4 separate regions of the Homo sapiens genome follow, and regions 1, 2 and 4 are each linked to region 3. A link is a loop called in an ENCODE intact Hi-C map of the cell type or tissue named here. Cell type or tissue: mammary epithelial cell. All regions are shown on one strand. Each heading gives the region's core, and the rest is flanking DNA. Links, peaks and the distances in the headings are about the cores only.

Evidence for each region. Peaks named below come from ENCODE experiments on the same cell type or tissue, not always from the same donor. Only the 100,000 strongest peaks of a DNase experiment are listed, where the experiment ranks them.
Region 1: it touches region 3 in a loop (2.9-fold over the local background); 7 of 110 quality-filtered maps call a loop at or near these places.
Region 2: it touches region 3 in a loop (16-fold over the local background); 13 of 110 quality-filtered maps call a loop at or near these places.
Region 4: it touches region 3 in a loop (16-fold over the local background); 28 of 110 quality-filtered maps call a loop at or near these places.

What each region holds. Positions count from the first base shown.
Region 1 is chr9:77,671,836-77,678,201 of GRCh38, forward strand. No RefSeq gene overlaps it. Among named protein-coding and RNA genes, the nearest start is that of GNA14, 27 kb to the left of the region's middle. In mammary epithelial cell, for the core only: no CTCF peak of the experiment used is centred there; no DNase peak of the experiment used is centred there.
Region 2 is chr9:77,839,082-77,845,447 of GRCh38, forward strand. All of the region lies in intron 2 of GNAQ (G protein subunit alpha q), which reads right to left. Among named protein-coding and RNA genes, the nearest start is that of GNAQ, 190 kb to the right of the region's middle. In mammary epithelial cell, for the core only: a CTCF peak has its summit at 2,858 (motif pointing left); no DNase peak of the experiment used is centred there.
Region 3 is chr9:78,118,919-78,125,284 of GRCh38, forward strand. No RefSeq gene overlaps it. Among named protein-coding and RNA genes, the nearest start is that of GNAQ, 90 kb to the left of the region's middle. In mammary epithelial cell, for the core only: a CTCF peak has its summit at 2,791 (motif pointing left); DNase peaks (open chromatin) are centred at 2,773 and 3,923; H3K27ac peaks cover 1,172 bases.
Region 4 is chr9:77,974,621-77,980,986 of GRCh38, forward strand. The region is part of intron 1 of GNAQ (G protein subunit alpha q); the gene reads right to left. Among named protein-coding and RNA genes, the nearest start is that of GNAQ, 54 kb to the right of the region's middle. RefSeq lists an enhancer at 2,713-3,007. In mammary epithelial cell, for the core only: a CTCF peak has its summit at 2,769; a DNase peak (open chromatin) is centred at 2,841; H3K27ac peaks cover 897 bases.

The sequences.
Region 1 (6,366 bases), core at 599-5,598, 450 kb before region 3:
CCTATGACTTCTCGCTCTCAGTGAGGAAGGTAGCTAGAGTGGGACCCAGGTAATAGGCATGGTTTAAGGGTGGTTCTGATTTTCCCACACTTAAAAAAAAAAAAGTAATCCCTTGATTGCACTCTCCTTGGTTAATCCATGTGAGAGCAATCTGTTTCCCATTGGAAACTTGAGTGAGACAATTGTGCTCTGGCACACTTGACCCCAAGAATCCTGACTGACATATGAGGATTTTCCAGAACTCTTCAGATTTGTGATCTCCTTTGATTCCCTCAACACCTAAGGCTGGTGGCAGAAGGCTGGACCAGGTCTCCTGCATCCCTACTAGGTGCACAGCCTCAAAGAGGGGCCCATGCAGTGCAACCACAGGCTTTGCTGTAGAAACACGTGTCAGGCCTTGGCCAGAGTCAAGGATACTCTCAGGGCTGGAAGGAGCTTTTTCATGATGGAGCCGAATACTGAGAATGGGATCCAGAGAAAATAAATGAACAAGGAAAAGCTGTTATGCATTAATGTAATCAAACTGCATGATTTATTTGCTTAATGGCTGCTGAAAAGTCGTCTGGCATTTAACCATTCCCTTCTCAAATCCTGTGTGAATCCTTTAAAATTCAACCTATGAGATAATCTAACAGAGAATCCTTTTGATTTCCACTTTGTATTTTTCATGTAAAAATAAGTTGAGGAGTAGGTGTAGCACCAGTCACAAAAGACCACATATCGTATGATTCCATTTACATGAAAAGTCCAGAATCAGCAAATCCAGAGGGACAGAAAGTAGATTCATGCTTGCCAGGGGCTGGGGGTGGGAGAATGAGAAATGACATTTAATAGATATGGGTTTCTTTGGGGAGTGATCAAATTTTCTAAGATTAGATTATGGTGATGGTTGTACAACTCTGTAAATGCTAAGTGCAGTAAATGCTAAAAACAACTGAACTGTGCACTTTCAGCAAGTAAATTTTATGCTATGTAAATGATACCTCAACAAAACTCTTCTAAAAAACACAAAGCATAGGACTGTTCTAAAAAACCATTACTGTTCTCTATTTTGTAACTCTACCTTCTCATGTTAAGAGAAAACACAGATAACTCTTATTTAATATCAACAATGTGCCAGTCGTGACACTAACATCTTTACATGCATTATATTACAGTCAGCCCTCTGTATCTAAGGGTTCCACGTTGATGGATTCAATCCATTGCAGATGGAAATTATTTGAAAAATAAATAACAATACAACAATAAAAGTAATAGAAATAAAAGAAAAAACAGAATAACAACTATTTAGAGAGAATTTACATTGTATTAGGGGTTATAAATAATCTAGAGATGATTTGAAAGTATACAAGAGAATGCCCATAGGTGATATGAAAATACTACACCATTTTATATCAGGGACTCGGGCATCTATAGATCTTGGTATCCATGGGGTGGGGGTGGGGGAGCAGTCCTAGAACCAAACTCTTAAGGACACCGAAGGAGAACTGTATTTAATTCTCCCAACAATACTGTTATATAAGTGTTATTAATTATCTCATTCTACAGATGAAGAAACTGAGGCTCCAAGGCATTATAGCACTTGGTCAACATTACACAGCTACCTAGGAGGTTGTATTGCTGGGGATCAAATTCAGACCTATCTGATCCCAAAAGCTTGGGCTTAAAAACATGGCTAATTCTTTGACAATGTGTTAGTTATTGTATGTACAGTAAAGACTGCTTACTGAAAATAGAAATGTCTTGTTTTCTGAAATACATGTCTTGGTGAAGCAGTTATTCGTTGTGTCTGCTGCAACTACTTTATCAAAGGCTTTCCTTGTGGGTAACTAGAGACTAAGGGGATGGAATGATAAAACCCCCTTCCCCACCCCAATGCCTACCAGTTTTTAAAACTCAGTTCACTTGTCTAGTGTTTTCATCTGGAAGCCAGACTGCAGACTTGTGGGTCACCTGAGCTCATGGCTCTGGGTACCCAGTCTGGATAAAATTGTGTTCTAAGGCCTTTTTTAATTGAACACTTTGTCCAGCCTCTGCCTACATTGAAGACCCTCAGAGTTTTCTCCAGTACTTCAAAGACTAGCTGAATTGGAAATCACTGGAAAGTTTCCCCTGCAGTGTACATTTAAATGTACTGGTTCTTTTTTTTTTTTCTTTCATAATGGAGACTTGGATTTACAGAATGTAACAGATACTATTTGGCAGAAAGTAAAAACTGTCTTAACTCTCCCCATATTTGGCAATACAGTTCTCTCTCTCTCTCTCTCTCTCTCTCAGCAGATTTCCAATTACACTTCATAGACGGATCTCAGCTGGTCCTTTTTTCCTGTTACATAAACTTGACAATGACTATTTGGACTATGTTTCAACCATTCTTTCTTGAACTTCAACCACCAAACACATTTAAGGAGTGAAACCCCCTGCCAAAATGCACCAGAAACTCTTTAACCCTATATAGTTATTTGCCAGGGTTGAGAAACCCACTTGACCCTTTCAGCATCAGCATTTTCATTCCTCTGTGTGTTGATTTTCAGACATTTCGGTTTTTTGAGGACAAGCTCGTTTCCTGTGCATGCCTTCAGTCTTTCCTTGCCTCACTGCTGCCAGCAATAGCAATGTAGCATCCTCTGAGAGAGAGTGAGCTGAGCCAGGAGAAAAAATGGACTTGAACAGAGAAATTCAGGAGCTATCTTTTTTTTAAAGTATCTACCTTAGTGACCCAGAAGAGGGCAGAAAGACCCAGCCAGTGTCCACCAATAGGGAAGCCTCTCAGATGCAAGCCACTCACTAGTTACTGAATAAAGAAAGCTTATGGCCGGGCGTGGTGGCTCACGCCTATAATCTCAGCACTTTGGGAGGCTAAGGCGGGTGGATCACTTGAGGTCAGGAGTTCGAGACCAGCCTGACCAACATGGTGAAGCCCTGTCTCTACTAAAAATACAAAATTAGCCGGGCGTGGTGGCGCACCCCTGTAGTTCCAGCTACTGGGGAGGCTGAGGCTGGAGAATGGCTTGAACCCGGGAGGTGGAGGTTGCAGTGAGCCGAGATCACGCCATTGCACTCCAGCCTGGGCAACAAGAGGGAAACTCTGTCTCAAAAATAAATAATAAAAAAAAAAGTTTGTTGCAGCATAGTTGCTCAGCCAAAGATTTGAGGAGTGGCATCGGGGTGGGCGGGGGGTAGGGGAGGATGGGAGCTAGGAAGTTTGAAATATTTGATATCATTGAATAACAGCGCTCTCCGCCACTTGATGACAATCAGAAACTATTCAGTATAGTGGATCTTTCCAGAGAGACCATTCATACTTACACTTCATTACTTACTCTCTAGTATGTTTCCATGTGAGCATGACTTCTTGAAAACACTATAGATACTTAACATGTACCGTGTTGTTTATCCCCTGGGATTACATGTTTCAATGAGCTAAACGAAAGCTGCTTTCGATGTAGATAAATAGGCATAAGAATATAGACCCATGGCTCTTTCGGGAGTGAAATTATTTGCAAATCGACAGTGGAGGGATTCTGAGAACAGAGTGTTTCAAACAAACTTTCCACATGATTATGTTTCCATATCTTCTCCTGGCACTGAACAAACATTTTAAATTGCCACTTGTTCACTGAGGTTGACAATAAATCCAAACAGGAATATGTTTAATATCCATATAGAATTTTCATACGAATAGCTTTTCATTGTCTGCTATTCCCATAAAGCCAAGCAAATTGGCATTTTAATATTGTTTTCTTTTCTATCATAGAAACTAAAACAAGTACCAAATAAAAGATACCAGATGATAAATATAGGAAACTAGTGGAATTACAGAATGATACAGTGCTTTTTATTTTAGAGGTGAAGAAACTGCAACTAAGAAAAGTGAGGTGATTTGCCTAAGGTCGAAAAAATCAAGACTGGCCACAGAAGGGGGCATCATATTTCATTTGATTGTGTGATTGATCACCAAATTCCCACATGGAGTGAACGTGGCCTTTTTTTAAATGCCACCTAAAGTGGATCAACACTCAAGCCAATCAATACAGGCATCCACGCAGGGCCCTTGGATAATGAAGGAAGGAAATTTTGTTCAATGTTCACAGCAAGAAGTGGGGACCAAGAAAGAAGCCTTGGCAGCACCCTCAGAGTGGCAGAGAAGGAGTAAGGAGCAGGTCAGTAGATGTCAACAAGGTCTCTGAGATCCCACATATTGGCTGTCACTTAGTCTCAAAAGATGAGTTGGTAGAAAATATAAAAAGGTCAAAGAAGCATTTAAGTTAGTGGTTCTCAACCTTGGCAGCACTTTTAAAATTATTTTGGGAAGATTTAAAACACCTGAATGACCAGGCCACAGCCCAGGCTGATTTCCTCAGTGTGTTTTCAAGATGTTCCCAATATGTATGCAAAGTTGAGAACCATGGCTCTAGATAAACCTAGTATGGGCCCATTGAAAGAATGATAGACGTAGCCTATCCCCAGATTCTTAAGGCTGACCAGGCTTTTCTCTCTAAAGTTTCTTAGTGCTGCTGTCAAAAACAAGGCCTTGTCCCTTCTTGCACTGCTGATTCTCTTTGTTAGTATTTATACGCAGTAGTGCCATATTGGCCATGGACTGAGGTTGGGACATCTAAGTAATGACCACCTCTATTTTTGTCTCAATTAACTATTGCTACATAAGAAATTGCCCCAAAACTTAGTGGTTTAAAAAAATGACTATTATTTCTCATGATTCTGTGGTTTGGTTGGGTGATTCCTCTGCTGACTTTGCCTGGGTTCACTCACATGGTTGCATTCAGCTGGGCTTAAAGACACAAGACAGCCTCAGTCACACATCTACAGTTGGTGTTGGCTATTGGCTGGGTGGCCTCAATGCCTATCCACATGGCATGGCATCTTTAGCAGCTACACCAGCTTCCTTGAATGGCAGTTCAGGTGAGCATTCCAAGAGAAGAAAAGTGGAGCCATAAATTCTCTTAAGGACACACCTTGGAAATCATGTAACTTCACTTCTGCTGCATTTTGTTGATCAAAGCAAGTATGGTGGCCGATAGAATGCATCTCACAGACCTCCCACTACAGGACATGTAGTTGATTGAGGGTCCCAGCTACTGTGCTTTGAAGTTCATTCTTAAGTTTGTGCGGAGGCCACAGACTGGATACTGAGGTAGATCTTTTCCTGGGAGGCATGGGACTCCTTTTTTGGCCAATTTTGGCTCAAGGCTTCCCCAACGGTTTTGGTAAATTTTTCTTAGACACTTCTGCCCAACTTTCTTTTCCTTTCTCTCGCCTTCGCTCAGGATCAAACTTGCATCATGGCCTGATGAGTCTCCATTTTTTTCTTTTTCTTTGTGTTTTTTGTTTTTGTTTTTGTTTTTGTTTTTTTGTGACAGAGCCTCACTCTGTTATATAAGCTGGAGTGCAGTGGCGTGATCTCGGCTCACCGCAACCTCCACCTCCTGGGTTCAAGTGATTCTCCTACCTCAGCCTCCCCAGTAGCTGTGATTACAGGTGCACGCCAGGTAATTTTTGTATTTTTAGTAGAGACAGGGTTTTGCCATGTTGGCCAGGCTGGTCTCGAACTCCTGGCCTCAAGTGATCCACCTGCCTCAGCCTCCCAAAGTGCTGAGTGATCCACCTGCCTCAGCCTCCCAAAGTACTGGGATTCCAGGCATTAGCCACCGTGTGTAGCCTGGCTCTCACAAATTTGCCTCTTAGTTTCTTTCACACAGGGTCTAATAAAATCCTTGCACGTTTAGTCTTGCCTTGGCAACTGTTTCTCAGACAACCTGGATTAACCCAGCAACTTACAAGACCAGCCCAGATAAAAGGGGAGGGAAAATAAACTCTACCTTTGAATGGGAGGAGCAGCAAAGTCACATTGCAGGGGAGCTGGAGAGGAATATTTCCCCTTCATCTTTGAAAACAGTCTACCATCGCTTCCCCCAGGGAATGCCTCCTCCCTCACTCTCAGTCTTTGCGTTTCAAGTGGAGTTAATTCTACTTCCAGCTCTGTAGTGGGCATGTGATTCAGCCTTTGCCAGTCAGGTACCACATTACATTGGCCTATACCACTGGTTTACGGATGAGAATGTGACCGGATCAAAACCAGAGAGAAGCAGTGAGACTTTTACTGGGGGACTCTAGTGAGAGAGGAAGATTAACCTTTTCTATGGGCTTTAAAACTGGTAACATGTGAGGCTGTAGCCCCTGGAATCCATGTAGATTCTGTGTTTTGATTTATCTTAATTCCATCCCCATCTGTATTTGTTTTCTATTGCTGTGCAACAAATTACCACATACTAGTGCTTTAAGAGAACAGATTTATTAGCTCACGGTTTCTGGGGATCAGGACATTGCTTAATTGGGTCTTTTGCT
Region 2 (6,366 bases), core at 718-5,717, 280 kb before region 3:
CTCCAGTAGAACCCTTCACTTCTAGTTCTCAGACTCCATCTCTCTTATTCCCCCAGGCCTCGTGGTGAACAGCAATATGTTGTTAGCTGCTACAGCAGCTGGTGAATAATCAAAGTTCTTACTGAATCATTGGTTAATCAAAACTAGAAGTTAGACTTGACTGATCAAGAGCTTCAATTTTTACAGTAAAATGGGATGGCCATTCAAAAACTACTTTATTTCAGACAACCCTTCATTAGCTTGTTTGAGACTAAGATAATTAAAGTAGGGTTGATATGACAATTTCCACTATCCATAAATCATTACATCTCTCAACTTTATCCAGAGACTGGTACCAGGAATCCAAAGTCCTGGGCTAAGTATACTGGGGAGAGAAGGGTAAGAAATTTTAAACTTCCAAATTATAGCCTTCAGATTCCTCATTTGATTTTAAATACAGGTTTCCCGAAAAAGGTAACGTTCTGCATTCCAGTATGTGCTTCCCTGTGGTACTGAAATCCTCATGGCACTGCCAGTGATAGAGCAGCAGCATGGGCTGCCTGCCCTGAAGCATCATGTGGGCCATAACTTGAACGAGGCTCCAAGAACTGGAGATAACCAGAAGGGCAAGAAGGTATGGGTTGATCACTAGCGTGGCTATACTTTAACTTGGAGGAAACACTGTTATTAAATTTAGGTGGGTGGAAGCTTTCTATTTAAGAAAAAGTACCTTACTCCATAGTGGGTTAAGTGCTGAAAAATACATAAGAACTATGTATCTAATTAGAACATTAACCCAAAAATGCCTTCCCTAATACTTTAGCATTCCTGTGCCAAGTTATGATGACAGAGAGCTTTGTTTCTTAACACTTCTGAGACTTCTGAGAGCCAAGTTGAACTTTGGACTGTTTTATTTTCTTCACAGGCAAATGGAGAGCATAACCTTTCCAAATGACTCAGTGATTCATCTTTAATTCATTTTTCCTGTCTGGGAACCCGTGCGTTTTCCTCTGCAAATGCTCCAAAGTACATGTTTCATTTTTTAAGAAAATGTTATAGTTCTTCCTTTGCCATTTTGGATGCATAGTGTATTCAGTAAATGGTTGGTTGAATAATGGCTTCTCTAAAGATACAGTCTGGTGACATGAAATAATTGGTATACTTCTAAATAGAACATTACCTCCTTCAAAAAACAATGAATGAATTAGCATGTAGATAGATGCAAGTTTATTATCTCTGTCCTCATTCTCAAATGGGTATTTGGTGCAGATGTGTGCATTTGATTACTTTTTGTTTTTTTTTTTTTTTAGACGGAGTCGGAGTCGGAGTACAGTGGCATAATCTTGGCTCACTGTAACCTCTGTCTCCCAGGTTCAAGCAATTCTCCTGCCTCAGCCTCCCAAGTAGCTGGGATTACAGGCATGCGCCACCACACCTGGCTAACTTTTGTATTTTTAGTAGAGATGGGGTTTCACCATGTTGGCCAGGCTGGTCTGGAACTCCTGACCTCAGGTGAACCGTTTGCCTCGGCCTCCCAAAGTGCTGGGATTACAGGAGTGAGCCACTGCACCTGGCTGCATTTGATTGTTTTATAACATATATAACATGTTTGGTCTTACATCTGAATCAAATACTTTAAAACAAAAAAGAAAAAAAGAATAAATGAATTATCAGTCTTCCATTGTTGATTTTATAGTCTAGATCATGACAATGTGTTTGTCTCTAGGGAAGGGGTGAGAAGATGATGATTTGGGCATAGACCTTAAGTTCGTGGGGCAGTTCCTTTATCTGAGCCCAGGGTCACAATTCATACTCTTCCCTTCAGGGAGAGCACTGGAGAGAGATGAAAGGGACACAGGTAGGGAAAGCAGACCGATAGGCCACTCCTGAGCACTATACAAGGAGTATTAACTGGACTCTGGGGAAGACACATGGTAGAAGAAACAGCACTCCCTCTACCAGTCACTGCTGAGCTCATACTGTTACACGTGAAGCCCAGATATCACACCTCATGTATTCATGTTAAAAAAACAAACAAACAAAAAAACCCCAGCCCAACCAAATTGTATTGAAGCACAGACACACATACAAAGAATTTTCGTAATATTTTCTGCCCCCATGGGAGTTTATGCTTACCTATAAAAGAAAAAAAGAAAACTCCGAATGTATAACACATATATTAGAGAAGCTTTCTTAACTGCTTTGTGGTGAGAGGCTTGCAGTAAAAATAGACATTGGAAGCATTTAAATAAACAATTATCCAGCATCTCACACTGGAGTCAAATTTTACATTGACATTTCCTGCAAGGGCAAATGGGAGGAAAAAAGCCCAAAGCTCTCAGTATATATTTAAACCAGCACGGCCACAGAGAAATGATTGGCAATGGAACAATCAGTATTCGGCAATTTTCTCACAATAAATTGGACAAAATCACTGCAATTTGGTATAAATGTTCCTTTCAGGAATTATATTTTATTCTAAGGTTCTTCTTCCCCCTTTGCCTCCAACTTAGCTGCATCCTAGAATTTGTATATCAAATGAAGCTACAAGAATCATTATTATTTTAGATTTATCAAGGGTTGTGCCCAACTATTATATGTAAACACATAAATGAGTAAGTGAAACAAATAATATGTAAACTATGCAACGCACAGTTTGGCACTGGTCAAACTCCTCTGACACAGGACTACGTTCATTATATGGAAGACTCTGACTAGACACCATCCTTAATACTCAAGTTTTATTCTTAAAAACAAGGAAAAACTGAGTCATAAGTTCTTAGTAGGGAGGCTCAGTGGTTTCTTGGTAAGGTAAAACGCTTCTATTCTGTGTCTTCAAGTTGGGAGTGCCCTCTACTGCCCAAAAGCATGGCTTCAGTTTTGGTTATCACAAAATTTTGTATGATCTATGCCAAAATATTAAAAATGAGAATAGCCTTTTCACTCCTCTGCAGGTGTATAGCTTAGAAATTAGTTAATAACTATGTGACCTAGAAGTTTAGTTTTCAATAAATCAAATCCCTCTAGGGGGAGTTCTCTGCCTTAAGAAATTATATTAAGGTGAACTCCTTGACTGTCTTCCCCTCACAGAGAGCTGTCATCAGAGCTACAACTCCCATCCCCTATTCTAGCTTTCCTCTAACCCTAGCTATTATTAGGAAAGGATGAGAGTAACTACTGCCTTGCACTGGCATGGAAACTACCACTTGGGCTTCAAGGCTCTAACTGTAGTAAGAAAAGCTGAACTGAAACCATCAACCAGGCTCCCTCTTTACGGTCTGATCAATCCTGACAGTACCATGTGAGCAGAAGGGCACAGAATTGACAAACAACATTCCTTGGCTGAGAAAATAAATTGGTTTTCATCAAAACCAGTTCAGACATGCTATTGGGTGGAATGTAGGGGGAACCTCAATATTTAGGAATGAAAAACAACATTGTTTTAGAAAAAAGATACTTGTTGAATTCTGATTTCTATTTGCTATGTTTTGGAGGTGCTTTGTTGAAGACTGCCTAGAGAGACAGAATCGTGGAGAAACACAGGTCATCTTGCTTACAGCATGCTTTCCAAGGCTGAGGATGCTGAGACACTGAGAGATTCCCCTGGTTTCCCATGCTAGGATTCTCTCAGTCTTGGATGAATAGCACCTCTGCAGCATCAGGGACCTCCAGGCATATGGCCCAACCCAAGCTGAGATGGCTTCGGAACCTTGGGATACTTTGATGAACATATGCATCTTTTACAAGGTTCCAATGGGTACGTGTATCTTCTGCCAGGCTCCTAGAATTCTAGATACAATCTCAATGCAAAGATACTCATTAATAGAGGCACATGATCCACAGTCCCTCAATCCCAGTCTTTCCATCCCTACTGAAAGGGCTCAAATGACAGACCATAAAGTCTTTGAGCGCAAACCTTTTATTTTGGATATCTGCAGAAAGAAATATATAGAAATAAAAGAACACACAGACTAAGGTATGCGTAATCTGATTGTATTTTATTTAATGCATTATTGCCTTCTTAATAATACAAATTTGAAAGACTTAACTGGATCTTACAAAAGTTAGATATCACTATCTAAGATCAATCTAACCCATCCTTAAACATTAATGTGGCACTGAAACAATGCATGTGATCACCTCCCTGCTCCTCCCTCTGGCCTGCTCCCTCCACCTTGAGCCATGCGGATATCTGGGGGAAGACAGGCAGATGGGTGGAGCATTAGGCGGGAGGGAGGCTAAACTGTCCTAGAGACAGCAAGGAGGCTGCAGAGGCAGGGACAGAGGAAGCGAGCAGAAGAGTGCTAAGGTGAGAGACACAGCCCTTATAGAGCTGGCCTGGTTTTACTGGTCAAGGCCCAGTAAAATAATTTCTTTATTCCTTTCACAGAGCCCACCAAAGTGATTCCAGATAATTGAGTGATGATTTATTGTTTATGGAGGGCATGCCAGGTGTCAGTCTTCCTAGATAAGAATCACTAGCTTCTGCTTTGTGCAGAAGCATGGGTGGGATGGATGCTGACCCCTTGGATAGAGTAGTTTGGCATATTTGCCCTATGAAGTCAGAGGAAACTGGTGTCAGGTGAACCATTTATTCTGAAATTGGCTTTCGAGGTGGAAGTAAAAGGAAGTCTACAGGGAACCTAAAGGTTTCTTTGGAAATATAATGAACACACAAACATGGGGATGTAATTTCTTTGTAACACAATTTAAACAGCTGTTCCTGGGCATGTTTTCTGCATGGGGTCAGTCATGGCTTACTCATCAGACTAAGCCACCTAAAGCCCATTTGCAGTTCCATCTCAAGGACCTTAATTGAGGGCCTGGATGGGTCTGTGGCTCAGAGGGTTGTGTCTGGGTTCATTATCATATCAGGTCCTTATAACTCAGAAACTTCTTATGCTGACCACACCCCACCATTCTGGCAGAATCCAATAAGTGCCAAATTACTCTAATGCAATCTGCCACGGAGACAGTAAAAGACACTTCTCCCAGGACTGGCCTCAATTTCTTTTTGGGGTAATTTACAAAATTCCAGGTTTGGAGTTCCTGGGATTTGAAACAGAACACTAATCTCAAGTTATCATGACAGTGGACTTCCAAGAAGGTTGTGGTGCACTAATTGGTCCCTTTAAGCCTTCATCTAGCAGAAAACAATGGAAACTACCAAGGGCTTCACATCTAAAATAATGATCCCACTCCTGGGCAAGAGGACAAGACCACGTCAAATTGAAAGAGGCCATGAAGGGGCCCACTGTTCTCTTCCTCAACAACCCCATCCACTCTGGGCCATTCCTCCATTAAAATCATGTCTAGAAATGAAAAATCCATTATATTGGCTTAAAGGATTTTTCTTTATATTATTTCTCTATATAACCAGAGACAAATGCATAGGAATAAAATAAACCATCAGAAAAAATTCTGATCAGAAGATTCCAGGCTTCAACCAGCTGCTAAGTATAAGATGGATCCCTAAGATTCTGAAAATCACAAACTGTAGGAAGAAATTAAAAATGGAAGATGTGAATCAGAATTTCAATATACTACCTGCTGTGTGTCCTTGAGAAAATTATTTAACATCTCTGAATCTGCCTTTTTACATTTTTTATTTATTTTGTTATTTTTTTTTGAGATGGAGTTTCGCTCTTGTCACTGAGGCTGGAGTGCAATGGCATGATCTCGGCTTACTGCAACCTCTACCTCCCGGGTTCAAGTGATTCTCCCACCTCAGCCTCCCGAGTAGCTGGGATTACAGGTGCCTGCCACCATGCCCAGCTAATTTTTTGTATTTTTAGTACAGACAGGGTTTTCACCATGTTGGCCAGGCTGGTCTCGAACTCCTGACCTTGGGTGATCTGCCTGCCTCGGCCTCCCAAGTACTGGGAATCTGCCTATTTTTAATGTATAAAACAAAATTAGAAATCTTTTTAAAAACTATCTTACTTATTACAAAACTATGGGGATGAAGTTAAATACTATATATGAAAGTTTCTAAACTGCAAAGTACTACTCTAACATGAAATTAGTTTTTTTTTAAAGCATTTCAATACTGTAACTCGTTGGAAATATAACTCAAAGAACTGGAGATTTTAAAAACAAACCATTTTTGCAGGGGTCCTTGGCACTACTTCTTGTCAGAAAATCTAAAATGGTATTACATTTCTCTCTCCACTGGTAATGTTTATTGTTTGTTTCTTACAATGAGCCACTGGCAAGTGTCAGAAGCAATTGTTGAACCTAAGTTGGAGCTGGAACTTCCTTTTTTAAACAAAACTCTTGGTGGTGAATTGCTTCAGTGTATTATTTCATTATACACTTGAGATGGAATAATGCAAATTCCTTACAATCTATCTGGCATCAAGAAAAAATGTAGGTTACATTGGTAAA
Region 3 (6,366 bases), core at 761-5,760:
GTGCTCAACATCATTAGTCATTACGGAAATGCAAGTTAAAACCATGATGAGACAATGCTACACTTACTAGAATAACTTTAAAAAAGAACCTGACAATAATATCAAGTGCTGTTGATGATGAGAGGCAACTGGAACTCTCAGATATTGCTGGTGGGAATGCACAATGGTACAACCTCACTGGAAAACCCTCAGGCAAAGAAATGCAGGTGCTGCTGTTGAAATCAAACAGCTTATGAGGAAGTGGTAAGGGCAAGAGAATATGGGTGGAGTACCCATAGTATCTGTTAATACTCCCACGTAATGAGTTCTTCAGTTCTGAATTTACTGAGAGCTCTGTCAGGTTCTTGTAAGTTGGCCAAGTCAACCATAAAAATTCTATTGCTTTGCATTTTTTACAGTGCAAGTCAGTTTCTCAATCCTGACTAAGAAACACAAGAAAGGAGGAAAGATGGGGCATTTGCCTGCAATGTCAGATACAACCAAGCCAAAAGCCTACACCCCAAAGCCCTGTGTATTTGGAGGTGAGCCTGCCCTGGTCCTCCAGGAGGATATCCAGGGTCGCCCAGACCAGATTTTGCTTTCTCACCAAGGAATGTCGCCCACCACGAATAAAAGATGCCTTTGCAGATTGAGGTTCCGGAGTGTGAGTTTATCAAAGAAGGAGCAGGAAGAAGGAAAGAAGGGAAAAAAGAAAAGCCCCCACATTTCTGCCAGCGCCTCATGCAGCTTACTAGCTCCTCTCCCAGGGCCTCCAGGAGGCTCTCTTCACATGGAAGGAGGCTGAAGAGCAGGTCTTCCAGCAGTTTAAAGTCTCTGGAGGAACTTGTGCCACAATCCATGCCTCCTCTACCAACTGAACTCTCAACTGGGTCTGTTGCCTTCTGCCAAATGTTATTTACATCTCCAGGAGACATAAATATTGGTCACAATGCCTGTGAATCTTGAAATTCTATTCTATTCTATTCTCCCACCTACTATAGTAAATTCCAGACAGCGATAGGCAAAAAAGAGCCCTAGGCAAGGGCCCACTTTATTCCATCTCTTTCCTTGGACAATTCTATTAGGTAACAAAAGAATCAACTTTATTAGGTATAATAGGCATGCAAGAAAAACATTTATTTAAAATGCACATCAGGCTGGGCGTGGTGGCTTACGCCTGTAATCCCAGCACTTTGGGAGGCCAAGGTGGGTGGATCACCTGAGGTCAGCCTGACCAACATGGAGAAACCCTGTCTCTACTAAAAATACAAAATTAGCCAGGTGTGGTGGTGCATGCCTGTAATCCCAGCTACTCGGGGGGCTGAGGCAGGAGAATCGCTTGAACCCAGGAGGTGGAGGTTGCAGTGAGCTGAAATCGGGCCATTGCACTCCAGCCTGGGCAACAGGAGAGAAACTCTGTCTAAAAAAATAATAAAATAAAATACAATGCACGTCAATGAGATTTAACAAATATATATCTCTGCATATAAGTCCCACTACAATTAAGTGATAGAGCACTTCCATCATTCCAGAAACTTTTTCTCATGCCCTTTGCAGCCAACCTCTGTCCTAGGAAACAACTGCTCTGCTTTCTGTTACTATAGCTTAGTTTCAACTTTTCTAGAATTTTTCATCTAAATGGAATTATATAGTATTATGCTTTTGTGTCTGACTTCTTTTGCTCAGCCTAACTTTTGGAATTCATTAATTTTAGTGTGCATTAGTAGTTCTGCTCCTTTTTACTGCTGTGATATTCCACATCATTCTTTAATATAAAGACAACTTTTCACCTCTGGATTAAGAGCTAGACCTGCAATAGCAAACTTAAATGCCTAGAGAAGACAGGCCCATAATGCAAACGAGAAAAGGGGTCTGGTATAAGAAAATTTATTTTTAAAAACACTACTCCTCTTGTTATATCCTCATTTTCTAAAGAAATGCTTCGTTTTCTTCAACTTTAAGGAAAATAGGAGTGTATGTATGATGATAAATAGCAACCGACACCTGACTTTGGGGAGAACAATAAAGAATGAAGGGGATGGTGGCAGATTCCAGAGTCCACACCCATCTAAAGGAAGCAGCTTTGCCGTATAGGAACACGGGGCCAGGTTTCACATCTTCTTATTGTTCCAGAGAAGCAGGAAATCTGGGTTTGTATGTGAAATCTCCTGAGTTTTAAATGTTGAAAACAAATTCAAATTTTATTAAAGCACTGGATGGGCCAATTCTGTTCAGGTCAAATAAAACAAATCTGGGGGCCAGATGTGGACTGGCAGGCATCACTTTGTGTCCTCTGATGTCGACAAACTAAAAGCAAGCCCAAGCCGCCCTCTCCACTGTGCTTTTTGTAGAAACATCTTGGTCCTGCTGGGACCTCCCAGTCCAAGGAAGCACCAGGGATGGCTTACCTCACTGGCTACATGGAAGAGAGGAAAAAAGGAAGAGCAAAACTCATTTCAAGGTCCCAAGAAGAAGAGAGGAAGAGAATATTTACTCCAGGCTAGTTATTATTTTTACCACCCTCCTGCCCCATACTAGAGCATCATGAGAATACATATATTCGAATCACCTGGGGTGGGAAAACAGGTTCCCTTCCGATTTATTTGATCTGTTGGGCCTGCTGTGGTCTTGCATTTTAACAAGCTCCTCGAGTAACTCTTATCCACACTGAAGTTTGACACTCGCTGCATTGGGTTTTCCAGTCTTTGCTACAAAATGGTTCAGTTGCCAATGAGAGTTCATTTTGTCCTACATCTAAATTTGAGTTCCCTTTTGTAGGAAAAGTAATGGGGAAGAAGGGAAGGCTTTGAGCGCCCCCTTGGGGCTAGCTTGGTGAGTGAACAGCTTTATAGTGATAAGTGATTTTTCAGAGATGTTAGGAATAAAAATAATAAATAGTATACTATTTATTATTATAATAGCCCATACTAGCATTAGGTATTGTGACTGGCAATTCACATATAGTATCTTATTTAAGCCTATCAGGCAGACACTATCATTACCTGCATTTTATTTTACTTTATTTTTATTTTTATTTTTGAGACAGGGTTTCACTCTTGTTGTCCAGGCTTGAGTGCAGTGGCACAGTCTCGGCTCACTGCAATCTCCACCTCCCAGGTTCAAGCGATTGTCCTGCCTCAGCCTCCCGAATAGCTTGGATTGCAGGTGTCTACCACCATGCCCGGCTAATTTTGTATTTTTAGTAGAGATAGGGTTTCGCCATGTTGACCAGGCTGGTCTTGAACTCCTGACCTCGGGTGATCCGCCCGCCTCGGCCTCCCAAAGTGCTGGGATTACAGGCATGAGCCATTGCGCCCAGCCTTTATTTTATTTTTTAATGAATAAAAAGCTTTTAATTGGAAATTCTTTAAACAGGATACCCCAATATCCAAATAACATATGACCTGAATTTTATAGAGGAGGAAATTTACCTGCAAATCCAATGGCATGGCTGATCACCCTCTTCCTTAATATATTTTTTTAACTTGGCGCCCAGGACACCACACTCTTTCTCATTTGCCTCATATCTCACTGATTCTTCCTTCTTGGTCTTGATTGTAGTCCCCTCTTCTCCCAGATCAGTTCATTTGGATTGCCCCAAGAATCAGTCCTTGGTTTTCTTTTCCCTACAGTCACTTTCTTAATAAACTCCTTTGTCAATATGCCAATGAACCCCAATTTTTTATATTGTAACTAACATCTCTCCTGAATCCCTGACTCATATACGCAGTTGCCTACTTGATATGTCCACTGAGATTTCTCGGAGACCCCTTAAACTTAACATGTCCAAAAATGGGGTTCTCATCTTCTCCCACAAATCTACTCTATTAGAGGGTTTTCCCATTTCAGATGATAGAAGCTCCCAATTGCTCATACTAAAATCTTTGGTGTCATTGTTGACCCTCTCACTCATACCTCTGGCCGCCACTCCCTCCCTGGGTTGAGTCATCACCCTCTCTCGCCCGGAGTATTGCTACAGCCTCCTTTTGGTCTTTTTGCTGTCAAACTCGTGTTCCAAGAGACTATTCCTAACATAGAAACCAGAATGATCTTCTTAAAATGTAACTCAGATCATATCATCTCTCTGCCTATAATCTTTCCAAGGCTTCCCATTTCACTCAAACTAAATGCCAAGTCCCTCAGATGGCCAATAAGGCCTTCTACAAGCAGGGCCCCATCACCTCTTTGACCTCAACTCCTGTTATTCTCTCCCTTATTCACTCCACTCTAGCCATACTGGTCTCCATGCTCTTCCTGACATGTGCCTGGCTTGTTTCTGCACTGGCTCTTTCATCTGCCTGGAGCACTTTCCCCAGGAGATTCACTTAGCTTACTACTTCACCTCCTGCAAATCTTTTCTTGGATGTCACCCTCTCAATGAAGCTACTCTGTCTCCTCTACTTCAAATTGCAACCTGTTGCTCTCTCTCTACCAAACTTCTTATCATGCTTCACTTTTCCCATGTCATTTTATGGCTTTCCAACACATTATATAATTTAACTATTTATTACATTTTTAGTTACTTTTTCTCCCCCAACTAGAATATGAACTCCAAGGCAGCAAGAATTTTTGTATTTTTGTATGTTTCTGTAACATATTCCAAGCACATAGATCAGTGTCTGACATGTAAAAGCAATTGTTGTTGAATGAACAAGACATGGAGAGATTACACTTCAAGCCATAAGTATTTCAATAACTCATTTGAGAAGAAAACCTGAATAACCAACAGTTGTTTTCTCCTTATAGAGAAGCAAACTATAGCTCCGTGAAGCCTGTGCTTGGGCAGCTTCTACATGCAGCAGTGCTGAATACCAACACCTACATTTCCCCAGAGAAACAGCGTACAGCAATGTGCTGTCCTCATCCACTTCTTCTGAAGTCAAGTCCCCAGCAGTTGTATCACCTGCAGAGTTGCAATGCACAGATTTGGGCATTGTCTTATTTACCTAATTTACTTGGGGGAAATAATGCTGACTTAACAAGTGGTATTTTTCCTTACAGTAAGAAGCAATACATGGTCTGTGGTGTATGTTTTTATATACTACTTACATGTAAAGATGAGTCCTCTGAAGTTGTAACTCACAAAATGAAGCAGTATAAAATTGTGTGAGATGAATGTTCTGTAATGAGATTTTGCTGAGTAAGGCTGACTTGTCATCAGATATGCCTTGATAAGAGATGCAATAAATGGTCCTGCTTTGTGCATCTTGAGTTGCCAGCAATTGTATTTTTCAGAGAAGCAAGCCTGAGAGTTCTTTGCAGTGAGAACGTTGGGGACTCAGTGTGGAGAGCAAAGCTGATGTGCTTGCAGTTGTGTCTAACCAGGATGAGCAGCATGGTGCTCTAGGCCATGTGTTCTTCATTTCCTTTACTTGGCTAGACAAACCCACGTGGATGGATGGCAGAACCTATCCCAACCCTGATAGTAGATTGCTCCCAAAGCTTCAGGCTTCCAAAAGAAATCCAGATCCTCTTCTTCCCACCTATTGTCACCAACCCCAAATCCCACACAGGCTCCACCTCTAGTCTTCCCCAGCCATTACAGGCATGGCTGCTCCTAACCTGCTTAGAAAAAGTAAGAAATTAAAGACCAGATTTCACAGAGATAATGAATGAGCAATTTGAAATATTAATTTGTTTTTACTGTTGAATAAACAGAGAATTCCAAGAACCACTGTCAGAGAATAAATGGAGAGGGGTAGGAAAAAGAGTGCCTGCACTGCACCTCTGGAAACATTTATCAAATTTACCCATACAAATTCCCAGCAGTCTGACCACACATATAACCACTCAGATTTATAGCTCCATCTCTCAGAATTGGAGGATTTGCTTCAAGGAAAAATGTCAATTACACAGAACACTAGAAGGTGAAAGAAAATATTCCAGTCCATTTCAGTGATTACATTGGGTCAATGCTGTATTTTTTGGTTGCCAAAATAAAATCAGCTCAAAAGTGTATATGAAAAAGAAAATAAATCTCAATCTTAGTGACCATCTTTTCTGGTTGGAATTGTTTCTTCATAAGGTCAAAATGTAGCATAGCTTATCATAGCCAGTAGTTCCTCCTTCACAGTGGATTCTTGGTGGTAATTGTAATGACAAGCTGGCTTTGTAGCAAAGAAACCTGAACTTATTGAAATACTTGCTTCCCTTGACATCCAGGGCATCACACTGTCCAGGATTTCCTCTAACCTATCTGGCCACTTCTCTCTCATTACGGGTTCCTTTCATCACCCAGACTTCTAACCATTGGATTGCCATAGAGCTCCATCCTTGAACCTTTTCTCTACCTTCATTCCCTCCATTGATGAGCTCAGTCTTTCTGATACCATCTGTATGCTGACGATCCCTGCATTTCTATCTCCAGACCAGGACGTTCCCCTGAAT
Region 4 (6,366 bases), core at 841-5,840, 140 kb before region 3:
AATGGCCTGCACTTTCAACACCCAGGATGCAAGGCTGCCTAGTGCTATAGCTGCTCACACAGATCTCCACCTCTCTGCATGCCCCAAGGCCAGCTGAGAAGACTCTCTGTAATGAAAAAATATGCAAAGGATGGCTCAACCTAACTACCCCACGTTCTAAGGTTTAATTAATACAAACTGCAAAGCATGACGGATTGCTGCTGTTCACCTTGCTCCTATAATGATTCATACAAAATACTCAGGTAAATCCTCATTTTACTTTGTTGCATAGCTTGAAATATTCTTGTACAGTGTTTGGAATGATTCAAACTATAAAATTCTACCTGCCAAATAATAAAGTGGATCACTGTGAAGTCTTAGTTTGGTATCAGCCCACTGTGACAACCCCTCAATGGATCGACTCAGCCTTGCTCAGATGGCCCTTGGTGCTCCCTGTCTTGTATTGTGTCTTTACCTAGTTAGCCAAAATACAAGTTCCCTACAGGGCCCATCCCCTAGAGCCTTGCAAAATCCTCTGTACATAAGTAACTCAACACTTTTTTGGTGACCCAGGATTAAGTGGGATAAAAAATTGTATTGCAGCAAACGAAAACATTTAAGTGCCGTAAATAAATCTTGGACAGTCACATTTAAATCATTCTGACAACTAAGCTCTCACTGCTAGCAATTCTCTAACTCACCACAGCCAACTTTTACAGAATGCTTACTGGGTACCAAGAACTGCAATAAGTGCTTTATTCAAACTGTACCAGCTAAGCCTCACAATGGTCCTTTGAGAGTGGTTGCTTTGTATTAATATAATTATCTTCATTATACAGATAAGGAAACAGGTTTAGAAAAATAGGGCAACTTACCCAAGGTCCCATTGCTAGTATCTCATTTCCCAAACTACACTTTTACTGTTATCAGCCCCCCCTTTTTTTTTTTTTTTTTTTTTTGAGACAAGGTCTCGCTCTCTCAGCAGGCTGGAGGGCAGTGGCGCGATCTCGGTTCACTGCAACCTCCTCCTCCCAGGTTCAAGCAATTCTTCTGCCTCAGCTTCCCGAGTAGTTGGGATTACACGCGCACACCACCATGCCCAGCTAATTTCTGTATTTTTAGTAGAGACGGGGTTTCACCATGTTGGCCAGGATGGTTGATCTCTTGACCTCATGATCCACCCGCCTCAGCCTCCCAAAGTGCTGGGATTACAGGCGTGAGCCACTGCGCTCAGCCCCGTTATCGGCCTTTTAATGGAGAGCAACAGGAAGAACAATCCTATAAAGCTCTCACTGCAATGAGAGTCATAGGATTCAGTGTGTTCTTTTGAAGACCCTTCTGAGAGCTGTCCTTCTGATCCTGGCATCGGGAAGAGCCATGTCACTGTTAAACAGTTTGTTTTAAAGATACTACAAGTGGTATAACTGATAAGGCTTCTATGTTATGCCAGTTGCTAGCAAGCTCCATGCCCAGTTTGAGGTTCACTGACATTATGTGTATCATTTCATTCTGATTCCATTTACTATCCTGCAGTTGTTTTAACTTTTTGTCTTCCACCTGCTTCTAATTTATATTAGTTTATATTTAACAAAAGCATCTTTAAATGCTTTTAGAAAAAGGTAGAACACAAAGTAAAGTGCCCAGTAAATGTTCAGCTCATTTTCAACAATCAAGGCTGAAGAACAACTGGGGTCAGGTGTTAAGAGTCCTAACCAGTGGTAAAAATTGGCAGCCAAAAACTATCCACTCAACAGGCTTGGTTTTTGTTTTTTGGTTTTTGGTTTTTTTTTGTTTTTGTTTTTGTTTTTTTTGAGACAGAGTCTCGCTCTGTTGCCCAGGCTGGAGTGCAATGGCACGATCTCAACTCAGTGCAACCTCCGCCTCCCAGGTTCAGGTGATTCTCCTGCCTCAGCCTCCCAAGTAGCTGGGATTACAGGCACGCGCTGCCACGCTGGCTAATTTTTGCATTTTTAGCAGAGATGGGGTTTCACCATATTGGTCAGGCTGGTCTCAAACTCCTGACCTCGTGATCCACCCACCTCAGCCTCCCAAAGTGCTGGGATTACAGGCGTGAGCCAACACGCCCGGCCCAGGCTTGTTTTTTAATTCTAGACAATAGTTTTAAGCTTTTCGATTAGTTGGCAACATTTAAAATCCAAGAGATTTCACATAAAAAGCAGATATTTTATTTACCTGGAAAAACTGGAAGCTCTGGCAAGCCTAAAAACCTGCTCTCCATACATGGCAACATTCAAAGCTGAACAACAGCTTCAATGAGCCATAAGGTTTTAGTTGGCCAGAGGTCCCACCCAGTGTCACTCATTTAAAACCACCTGCCTGAATCCCAAAGGCATATGACTTTGCAAGCATCAAGCACTAGACTATATTAACAGCAAATCAATTCCTGATAGAGAAATCTGCAGCTACAATTATTAGGCAGGATTTCACACCTGCTGGGAGAATCTCAGAGTACCCCTTTTTATCTCCTTTATCTTGAAAAATGGGATTATTTAGAAATTAGGCCTGAGAGAGGCAAAATGAGACACACTGGATAAAGGCAACTATTTATAAAGCCTCCTAAGGCAGAGCGCTTCCTTCAGCTATTGGCACTAACCCTCTAGTTAGCTCCTTCCCTGGCCCTTCTCCACACTCCATTCCCCACCCTAACCCCATCTCAGTACTACTGTCTCCACAACAACACAGATTAAGGCCAAAAGCAAAAATGGCAAAATCAAGTCCTCATTCTCCAAGGGCTCCTACCCCAAGACTTTCTTCCTTGACCGCCCACATGGAGGCGCCATGAACACAACTATCCACACTTCCCAAGGTCAAAACAAAATTGAGCTCCCTCTTGAAAAAAAAACAACAGCAGCTACCATTGTTCAACCCACAGGCATTCAGAGTGTTCATACAGCAAAGTCGAAATTTCCCCTTTCAGGAAGTTCCTGGGAGGAAGTCAGTGCCCTGAAGCTCAGCCACTCCTCAGACTAGAGAAAACAAAGGCAACGCAGACATGCACTCTCCAGAATGGCCATGGCATCCCAGAACAAGAAGCGGGGTTCTGCAACCCTGGAGCATTAGCCAGGGTGCTGGGCTTCCCCAGCAGCCCCTTATAGGAGGAACATTTTCACTTTGCAAGTCTGAAGAAGGCTAGTGGGGTTCTTTCCTTTATGTTTCTTCTATCTAAATACTTCTGCCATATTTTGATCAGGATCCAACCATGAAACCAGTTGAATACCTGAATGGGATCATGGGTGTAGTTATCTGTCACCTTGCCCCAACTTAACCCCCTTGTCCTGATTCTTTGGAAACCAGAACCCTCCACCAGTGGCAACAGCAGTCCCTGGTACCCTAGTAATAACAGTAATGTCATAGTATGCGTGGAAAATTATTCCTGACACTGTACATCTACAATTTGCTGAAATTCTTCCTTTTTCTTAAATTATATGAAAAGTAATACATGTGCAGGTAACTTTTCCTAAACAGAAGCATGGTAAAAAGTGGAAAGTAAGTGTCTCTGGGCCCATACTCCCCATTTCCACTCCCTTCCATTATTGCTTTTACAGTCCTTCTATGGTGATCAGCTTAACGAAATGACAGGCTTCTATCCCTGATGTGTCAACTTCAGACAGAATCTACTGACTTACCGCCTCCCCCGTATCTAACTCATTCACACTTACTTCACCTCTATTTTGTCTCTAGTTTTCTTGATTATACTATTTTTAGTCCTTCAATTGGTTAGCTCTGTTTCCTGTTTCAGCAGTATTACACAGTATTTCTCTACATCCCACCATGTAAAAGAAGAAAATGAGTACCAAGGTCCCTCTCCCTCCTGCCTCTTTTCCTGCCTTCTAGCCTCAGGCTTCTGTCTGCTCTTTCACTCCCTTTGCATTGCTAGATTTTAAAACCTTGATGATTGTTTTCTCTCTGTAGTTATAATTACATCTTTCCTGTCTTGTGTGGGGATTAACCAATAAACTATTTAGCTACATCCACAGCAGTATGATTGTGTAAATATTACCTCCCACAAAACCAACAGCAATGCTCAACTCCTAGAAAAGGAAATAGAACCCTTTATCAGTGAACCTGAGTCAAATGGGTTCTCTTTTCTTACACTCCACTAAATGTTCAAAACTATTATCACACTTTAGTTTGGTTTTTCACTTTTAAAAAAAATGGGCCAGGTACAGTGGCTCACGCCTATAATCCCAGCACTTTGGGAGGCGAGGCGAGTGGATCAATTGAGGTCAGTTCAAGACCAGCCTGGACAACATGGTAAAACCATGTCTCTACTAAAAACACAAAAATCAGCCGGGCGTGGTGGCACTGACCTGTAATCCCAGCTACTCAGGAGACTGAGTCACGAGAATCGCTTGAAACTGGGAGGCAGAGGTTGCCTCTGCCTAGATTGTGCCACTGTACTCCAGCCTGAGTGACAGAGTAAGACTCTGTCTCAGAAAAATAAAATAAAAATTCGGCTGGGTGGTGGCTCATGCCTGTAATTCCAGTGCTTTGGGAGGCCGAGGTGGGCAGATCACCTGAGGCCAGGAGTTCAAGACCAGCCTGGCCATCATGGTGAAACCCTGTCTCTACTAAAAATCCAAAAATTAACCAGGTACGGTGGCGGATGCCTATAATCCCAGTTACTCGGGACGCTGAGGCTGGAGAATTGCTTGAACACAGGAGGTAGAGGTTGCGGTGAGCCGAGATGGCGCCATTGCACTCCAGCCTGGGCAACAAGAGCGAGACTCTGTCTCAAAAAAAAAAAAATTAAATTAAATTAAATTAAAATTAAAATATATGAAAGAACTATTTGATATCTACCTGTCATGGCCAATATTTGTGTCCATGTTGTTCTTTTTTTCAATCAAAACTACACTCATATGACCTCAATACCAGCTGGAGTTCATCCCCTTCTAGTAGGGAAGTGCCCCTTACTAGGAAAGCACAAGGGAACAGTTAACGAGCTAAACAATTAAGCTAATAAAAAGAACCTCTGAGGTCCCAAAGCCCCAGGGTGCATGCCCAAGGGGGGGGAGACTGAACTCTCTGGAAGACTAAAAAATAGCCCCTTCTTTGATTACAATTCTGAACTGCATCTTATGATACTAAGATACTTTCACAAGCAACATGCAACATATATGCCTCACAATTAAGACGCTAGGTGAAAAGATGGCTTACTTAGCATGTTCAGTTTTTCTTTGTTCCCCCTATGTGTAGGTTTGCTACATGATTTGGCATCTTGGCTACCTGATTTTGGTTAATGTTTATTTGCTGAAAAACAACGTAAGACAAACAATAAAAAACACAGTCTCAAATTATGTACTTGGCCATGTTATGAGACAGAAAATAGGTCATAACATCTAGAAGAGAGAAAGCTGCCTGTTCCTAGAGACAAATTAATTTATGAAAATAGACAAAGTTACAAGAGAATCAATGCTGCACAACAGAAAGAGCAACGGCTGTGGGGTAACAGAATGCTGAGTTCAAATCCTGGATAAACTACGTTCTTTGTGGTGTGACCTCAAGCCTTGAAAGAGTTACTGAAGTTTTCTGAACCTTTGTTTCTTACCCTGTACAACAGGCACAATACCACCTCCTCTGCAGGGGTACTATGAAGGCAGACTGTGATGTGTATATAGCAAAAAGCATAGCCCCTGGTGCTCATAAACCAGTGCTGAGTAACACCAGATCTTGCATTTCAGTATCAAGTGTCTCTCGAATTAGCCACAGTAAGTGAGGACTGAGCATCAAGCTGTAGTACTTACTCAGGTCCTAAGAAAATATGAGGAGGAGAATGAGTATTATTATTCTTGTCATAAAACTAAAGAAAATATACAAAATGAAGATCTACAATGCTAGACGGAAATTTGGTCAAAGATCATGTTACTACAAAATTATTTTATAATTAAACTCTCTGGGATATTAAAAAATAGCCCCTTTTATTACAGTTCTGAACTGCACTTTATCATATCAAGATATTTTGAAAAGCAACATGCAACGTGCCTTATGCCTTACCATAGACAATTAAGAAGCAATTCCAAAAGATACCACTTTACTAGTTTAAAAAAAAAACACAATTCACAATTTATCCAAATTCAACAGTTCAGGAAAAAAGAAAGGCTTTGTATGTGAATCACTTGATAGGCTAGATTACAAAATCATGAATTCTAGAATTCTGGAAGATGAATACTCCCACACTTTGATACATATGTAAGAATCATGCATAGAAACATGATGTCACTAAAACAACTTCAAAACTGTGGCAGTATTTCAAGCTCCACCTCTCACAGTTCTATGAATTTTATTCTCTGGAATCTAAACAGGCTCTTCCTTCATTGCTTTCATCTGCTTAATCCATGCTATATCAGTGATTTAAACCTACAA